2 separate regions of the Homo sapiens genome follow, and region 1 is linked to region 2. Evidence: read pairs that join two places in POLR2A ChIA-PET (ENCODE). Cell type or tissue: GM12878. All regions are shown on one strand. Region 1 overlaps ARHGEF12 (Rho guanine nucleotide exchange factor 12). Region 2 has its middle 23 kb from the start of NECTIN1-DT.

Region 1 (4,000 bases), 650 kb after region 2:
TAAAATGGCATGCATATAATTAATTTCCTCATCTTTTCCTCATAAAATCAGAGGTCCTTTTATCGATGGTGGTTTGAAAGTCTGGGGTATTCAGATTTGGCAGCAGAAAGTGTGTTTTTTTTGTGTGTGTGTGATAAACTAGGTGGATTGCTAATTCTGATTGAGGAATTCGTAATGTTTGACACCAGAACCAGAGCACTTGTGAAAAGAAGTCTCTTTAGTACAAAACCAAAAATTTAATTACAGCATTTGTTATAACTATAGCCAATAAAAGTATTTTTAATGAAAAAGAATTTCCGCAGAAGAAAATGCTTTCTATTAATGCAGAAGGTGTTATATAGAAGATTTAATTGTAATGATATTGGTTATGATCCGTTTTTTGTTTTATCTTTACCTGTATTTTATATTCGTATAACCTCTAAATTTTACAAATTACCCATAATACATTTCTTATATAATTAAAAAAATTCTGAGTACAGAACAGGAAATATGTTCAATCTTTATTCCATTAGAGTTCTACTTGGAAAGTATTAATATGTAAGGTTTTTATTTCTCCATAAGAAATAGACCTATATAGTCAGGCACAGTGTCTCATGCCTGTAATCCCAGTGCTTTGGGAGGCTGAGGCTTGAGGATTGCTTGAGGCCAGGAGTTTGAGACCAACCTGGGCAACACAGCAAGACCTGGTCTCTACAAAAAAATTCTTAAAAAATTTAGCTGGGTGTGGTGGCATGCTCCTGTGGTCCTACCTACTTAGGAGGCTAAGGTAGGAGGATTCCCTTGAGCCCAGGAGTTCGAGGTTACAGTGACCTATGATTGTGCCACTGCACTCCAGCCTGAGTGAGAGAGTGAGACATTGTCTCCAAAAAAAAAAAAAAAAAAAAAAAAAAAAAAGAAAAGAAAGATAAATAGATCTATGTCTAGTTAATTCGAGGAGATGGTACACATTTTTAGAGCACATGAGAACGAAGTTTATACTTTTCTGATTTTCTGGGTTTCCTTGATGATTTTTTGGCAAATCCTTGTCTGTTTAGCTGTCTGGCATATGTATGACTGTGGTTGGGCTTCTTTGTACTCAACCAATGAATGCATACCAACTGTAACACCTGAAGGTAGGATCATGAATAAATACTCTGTGATTTGGGGTTAGTATAGTTTTGGTTGTTTTCCCTTCTCCTGAGATTTCAGAAATAAAAGATTCCTATTCCTGTGATTTTTTTGGCACACAGTAAGACATATTTGATACATAAGATAAGTCATTATAATTAACTTGTCGAATCACTTTTTCTTGCTGCAGAATGATATTTTTATGAATGCCTTAGGTTTTTTCAATAAAAAATGCAACCAAACTGCAAATGTACTGTGATTTAAAGTGGTAATGTCAGAATTTAAATTTTGAGTAGTACTCTTTTTTTAAATCATAGAATGCTCTATGTTTATTCAAAAAAGTAAAATATTATTAGACAGTATTTTTTATTTTAATTTTGCATTTAAATAAAGTTCTCAAGCTCAGACTGAAAAGTAAACACTGTATGTTGGAGCCTGTCTCAACGACACTTAAAAGCTAAGACTTTCTACTTTTTCAGAAGTACATTTGTATCTTTTGGCAAATGTGTAGAAAGCAGCCTGTCCTAACAAATTTTGTTCACCTGTTCTCACTTCAGTTTATAGATTGTTAAACATTTAATCATAATATATTTTATATACAATATTTATGTGAAAAATGCCCATCCTTGATTAAGGGGATTTTTTTCTACTCTTATTTTTATTATTTTTACCAGTATATTCTGAAGTAGAGAAATGTGAAATGAGATGAAGATTTAAATTCCTAGCAAACAGAATCATGCATTGCCCCTGTTTTATAAGTAATGAGATCATTTTGTAGAGTCCAGTTTATTTACATTTGTTAAATGATATTAATATCTCTTCCATAAGCATGAATTTGGTGGTTTGCATGGTGTTCACTGAGGTGAGGATACTTGTTTAAGTATTTTGAGGATCTCATACTTTCCTAGCAGTTCTTTTTACTTGGTTTTCTGAAGTGAATATAGTCTTTAAAAAAAAGTATAAGGTACTAGTAATCAGATACTCATGATCACAAATGAAAGTGGTGGAGAAACCTTTTAAGGAATATTCACAAAAGTGATAATTTTCCAGATTGTCAATGAGGAAATGAAAGTCTCTAATAAGCTGTCACATTAATTGTGAGCTGCATTTCTCAGTCAGCAACAACTAATAGTCAATCTATAATAGCTCCAGCAGAGGGAATGAAAGTAATTTAGAAAAAAGTTTACTATTTGATTTGTCAAAGTGTGTCCAGGAAGTAAGAGAGCCTAACCAAGGGGCTGTTGTGCATGTAAGCTCTTCAGTAAAAGTGGTGGTGTACTAAGCTATATTTAAGAAGGTAATTTGAGATTTTATATTACATGCTAGTGAATCATTTTTGGATTTTGCACCAGAACTGAGCTCTTTGGTCCCTGCCTGTCTGTGGTTTGTGTTGCAAGGTCCAGAGGCTTAAAACAAAGAACACCATGGGAAATTCTCCATGAGTCATTCCGTCAGCTGTAGCTTCTGTTTTATAGTCCTTCGGATATAACTAGTGTTTTAATGCCAGCTCTCCTAGCCGCTTTTCATGCTTTGGTTCTATATGCTAATAAAAAAGTATGGCAGTATGGCTATTGTAGATAACGTTCAGACTTTTTTTTCTCCCGATTCCACAATTTTTAGTTCTTCTAATGGCTCTAAGCTAGACCAATTATAAATTGTAACTGGTGAAAAGATTTATGACTGTTTATTTTGTTGTAGTTGCGAGGTAAGCGAGTGGTCACTTAATACTTTTGGTTCTGTGAATCTTACTGTCCAGAGAACTAAAGATTGAATTAGCAGTTCAGCTGGAGTCAGCACTATGTGCTAAATCCCTATACTTAAGAGCTCTTATGTATTGCAGACAAATGTCCTCTTAGCTGTTTTGTTATTTTGTGAAAAATAATAATAATAGAGCAAGGCAGTTTAGATTCATATCAGTTTCAAATTTTAAGTACCATGTTTTAAGCCATTCTAATTGTTTTGTAGAAACAGATAAATTAAAAACTTGATTTAAATCCAGCCCACAGGATGCCTTAATCACCTTTGATATTTTAAAGGAGATGAGGAAATAATGGACTTTTTTGCTAGTAAGTGGCAGGTATGGTCAACACAATTTCACTACATTTGAAAAAAATCACTTTCCCTGCTTGCCAGGAAAATTTAAAGTGCAGATTGTAACCTGATCTTTTTTCTTACAGTGTAACGTCTGAGAAGTTCAAGTATTGACATGAATTTTCTATGATACCACTTGGTAAATTAAATCTGTGGTTTCATCACTGGCTTTGAATTATATATTTCTATGCATTTTACTTAGCTAAAAACTTATTTGAATATTTAGTCTTTAAATTTATTTTTTCTTTTCTGCTTATTTGAATACATATCACCAACATTCAGATTTTATTTTTGTTTTTCTTAATAGTAAATACATAAGTGGTTACTGCTTGCTAGGCAATGCTTCTTATTTTCTAATTTAATCCCCAAAACAAATTTGTGAGGTATAGGTAGATGTATTAGTAATTATGTTTTAGAGGAGATGCTTAAAGAGGTTAAGCAACTTGTTCAAGTTCAAATACCTGTTAAATTATGAAACTAGAATATTAACCCAGTTACATTTGTTTCTGAGGAGTCTTTTGCCCCCAAGGCCTTGAAATTTTAGGGAATTTTCATTTATAGCAATCAATAATACTATTCCCATCCCACCCTGTCCATTTCTGATTTTCAATAGTATAGTTTCTGCACTGATATTTACATCGTCTTACGATGGTTGAGCCTTAAAATTACCTGCATTGTTGTCTGATTTGCAATTCTTTGTCTAGTAACTCTTCTCACTGGAGTGGGTTCCAATAAAATGGTGCTGTATTTCACTCAAAATCAAGTTGCAGTGTTTTTTCCTCCTCATTTTAACATCACTAAA
Region 2 (4,000 bases):
CTCAGGATAGTCAGACATGGCAGGGACATGCGTCACCCCCAAGAGCTCCTCTCTGACCTGCAAATCTCAGTTAGTGCCCTACAGGTCCTCAGGGCGCTGCGTCCTTGGTCTTTGTAGCTCTCGTCACGTTATATACGGACATTTTTACAGGATTAGTGAAAGTTTGTCTCTCCCATGAAACTGTAAGCTCCATGAGAGCAGAGGCTGCATCTGGATGGCTCATTATGGGATCTGGAGCCTGGAACCGACCCTGACATATGTGCTCAATAATTTCTTGATGACCGAGTATGTGACAATAGCAGCTAGCACAAGCTTAGTTTTTATTACATGTCAGCCATTATTCTAAGCACTGGACATACACATATACACCTCGCAATACTCCTGTGAGGCAGCTATTGATAGTTGCTATTTTACAGATGAGGAAACTGAGCTACAGAGAGGTTAAGTAAATTGCCCAAGGCAACACAGCCATTAGTTGGTGGAGCTGGGATTCAAGCCAGACAGTTTGGCTCCAGAGTCCATGCTTTTAGCTGTTGTGCTCTACTACCTCCTTAGAGGAATGAAGGAATGAATGAAACACTTTATTTATTTATTTATTTTGAGATGGAGTCTCACTCTGTCACCCAGGCTGGAGTGCAGTGGTGCAATCTCGGCTTACTGCAACTTCCACCTCCTGAGTTTAAGTGATCCTCCTGCCTCAGCCTCCTGAGTAACCGGGATTACAGGTGCATGCCACCACACCTGGCTAATTTTTGTATTTTTAGTAGAGCCAGGGTTTCATCATGTTGGCCAGGCTGGTCTTGAACTCCTGACCTCAAGTGATCCACCCGCCTCAGCCTCCCAAAGTGCTGGGATTACAGGCGTGAGCCACTGCACCCAGCCCACATTACATATTTATAATGTATGCCGCTTTTGACAAATGAGTTTTGGGGAGGAGTGAATGGTGCAGCTCCTCTGCATTAGATCACATGGTGCTGATGAGCAGGACACCCCTGGCTCCTGATCATCTGCACAGGGAAAGGAAGCCCATGAAGAGCCCTTTGGAGAAAGCCTCCTTCCCATTCCCGTCTCCTCCCCAGTCAGGTGCTGAGGAGTATGGGCTGACTGTGCCCTCAGATATGTCTAACTTGGGGGTGGTTCTTGGCTCCCTCTTTTTGGAATTAAGGAAGTGCAAGGAGACCGGGCATGAGCACACCAACCCCTGAATTCCCTTCCTGACCTCTGCCTCCTCCCAGGCCTCCTGTGTCCCTGGAGGCGCTGCTGATGGGGCAGGGGTTTCTTGGTCACTGCGGGAGGAGACTGAGGAGGTGAGTCTACTCATCTGGTCCCTGATTCCTGTCATATCGGCCCCCAGCGGTGCCTGCTTCCTGCCTGCTTCCTTCTCTGCATCCCCCTCCACATTTCTCTTCCTAGCTGCTTGATTCCTGGACCTTCAGGATTTCAAGAAGATGCCGCTACCTGGGAAGCCCCTGGGACTTTTTAACAGAAACTTACCCGATTGGAGCATGACTTAAAGAGACCAGAAAGGGAAGTACCTACTTTATGGTTGGCACAATGCCAGGGGCTTCACATTCGTTAACTCATTAGCTCATTTGATCCTCACAAGAACCCTATTCTTCTTCTTCATTAACAGAAGAAATGGGGGCTTGAGAAGGCCTAAGCAACTTGCTCAAGGTCGTGTGGTATAAGAGGCAGAGGTGAACTTTGATATCAGGATTGTAGGACTCAAGGTCTGTACTGGATCCGCTGTTTGGAGACAGAAACAGGTGAGGTGGGGTTGGGGTCTAGGGTTGGAGCTGTACCAACTGGGATGCCATCCATTGTCCCCAAAGCAGAGATTATTGTCCTAGGGCTGGGACTGTCATATTCTGGTGACATTAACTCCTGGGGAGGAAGAAGGAAACTCCCTAGCAGAGGGGCAGGGTGGCAAGCCTGGGAGGCAAGGGCAGGAGAGGACCTGGGTAGTAGCTGGGGGTAGGGGGGCTGTTAGAAAAGATCCCAGGAAAGGGACAGTGGGGAAGCCTGGCCCCAGAAGTGTGGGAGCATGCTTTTGGGGGTGTCCAGTCCTGTGGGCTGTTGAATGCAAGGGTGCCCATGGTCTTCTTGCCCTCCAGATTACTGGGGCATGCACCCACACTGCACACATGCACAGACATGCTCCGTTGTCCTCTGTCATAGCCTGTCATCACAGACAAAAACAGGCCTGCACCGGGCTCACTCTTACAGCCCTTCACCGCCTGGTGCTCCCCTTGGCTCTTCTGTTCCCAGCCTTATCCACATCCAGTCTCTGTGTGTGTGTGTGTGTGTGTGTATTTGTGTGTGTGTGTGTGTATGTGTGTGCGTGTGTGTCTCTTCTTCCTAAGCCTGCATAATTTTCTACTGTCTGTTGGCCTCTCTTAGGTTTGCACAAACACATGTACATAGTCTGATAACTCTGTTGTGTGTCACACACACACGCCCAGGCATACACATGCACACACAACCCTCAGTCTGTCCCTCCCTCTGCTTCTTAGCTGCTTATCTTCTGGTCTTTCACTCCAATCCATGCACAGCTCTGGGGCCTGGAGAACCCCACTGATCTTTAAAGGGTCTGGGCTATTTCTTCTTCTGTTTCTTTCCCCACTGCCTAGTGCCCTCTGCCTTCCTGTGAGCTCTGACTGTTGAGGGGGCTCTACCAGGCCTGCTACTGACCTCTCAGTCTGTGTAGCCTTTTGGGTCCCCTTCCCAGCCTCCATGCAGGCTCTCCCAGCTGGGTACAGAGCTGGGCAGGCCCCCTCCTGGAAGTGGCAGCCGTAGGAGCAGCTGGCCAGGGAATGGCTACGTGGGTGGGGACAAGCAGGGCTGGAAAGGGATTAGTTTGCCTTGGATTCTTTTCTGTGAAAATTTTTGTCCATTTGCCATGATCCATTGATTTCAGCTGATGTCATTCTGGTACGTGGGAGAGGCTTTGACATCCATCTAGATCAGGGGGCCAGAGCCTGCACCCAGGAGTCAGAAACCCTGGTTCTTGCTCCAGAGGAACCTCAGTTTCTTCATCAGATGTATCAGTTTGGAATTAAAGGTCTTTAGTTTAAATTTTGAGCATCTAGGAGACTTCTACTTTATTTAGAGTCTAGCTGCACCCTGATCATTCCAATCAAAATCTCCCTCTCTGTGACTTATTTGTTTATACAGACCACAGATGTGCAGACATGCGGACACACACATGCACATGCAGATGCAGCTTTAGCTACTCTGGGTTTTCCAGGAACTTCCCCAACTCAGGTGGGACCTCGCCTCCTTCTCAGGATGGGGGCTGCCTGCAGTGTGTGCTCACTCCACTACACTCTATGGCACATCTCTGGATTGAAATGTGCCTACTGATGACAGTGACCTAGGACAATGACCCACCTCTCCATCCGTCCCCACACCCCCTCCCCTAAGATTAAAGACCCGAATCCTGAGTCTTGCTCTTGCTGCACCCCCTTCTTGGCTGTGAGAAAGAAAAGGGAAGTAGGAACAGCCCAGGAGGGGTGTGGAGTGATCATGGGACCCTGAAATGTCAGCGCTCGAAGGGACCACCCTGACTCCTAGCCTAGTCAGCAGGTTTCCAAACATTTCACTTCATGTGTGGAACGTCGGCTCTGACCATGCTTACCTGGACATGCAAACAAACAAAACTGATTAAAGCCAAAATGCCTGCGTTAAGGTGGGTGGGAGCTCTGCCCAGCACCCTCACCCCCATGACCACTTCTGCATGCCCCTGAGTGAGCAAGCATCCTGCAGCCCTTTTTAACTCTGACAAATGAGGCTTAAAATCCAGCCAGCCAGCCCACTGGTTCCTGGTGTGGTCCCCGAGACCAGAAGCATCAGCATCACCTGAAGACATCTTCAAAATGCAGATTCTTAGGTTTTGCCGAGTCAATAATCTGGGGGTAGGCCCAGTGACTCATGTTCAAGAGGCTCTCTGGGTTACTCAGACGCACACCCCAGTTTGAGAACTGTTGGTCTAGTACAACCC

What was found. ChIA-PET counts read pairs that join two places held together with the same protein. Peaks named below come from ENCODE experiments on the same cell type or tissue, not always from the same donor. Only the 100,000 strongest peaks of a DNase experiment are listed, where the experiment ranks them.
Region 1: POLR2A ChIA-PET joins it to region 2 with 6 read pairs; 1 of 35 experiments calls an interaction of 5 or more read pairs at or near these places.

Annotation. Positions count from the first base shown.
Region 1 is chr11:120,398,458-120,402,457 of GRCh38, forward strand. All of the region lies in intron 1 of ARHGEF12 (Rho guanine nucleotide exchange factor 12), which reads left to right. Among named protein-coding and RNA genes, the nearest start is that of ARHGEF12, 64 kb to the left of the region's middle. In GM12878, no CTCF peak of the experiment used is centred here; a DNase peak (open chromatin) is centred at 2,494; H3K4me3 peaks cover 520 bases; H3K27ac peaks cover 1,063 bases.
Region 2 is chr11:119,750,326-119,754,325 of GRCh38, forward strand. No RefSeq gene overlaps it. Among named protein-coding and RNA genes, the nearest start is that of NECTIN1-DT, 23 kb to the left of the region's middle. In GM12878, a CTCF peak has its summit at 2,235; a DNase peak (open chromatin) is centred at 1,546; H3K4me3 peaks cover 2,982 bases; H3K27ac peaks cover 2,167 bases.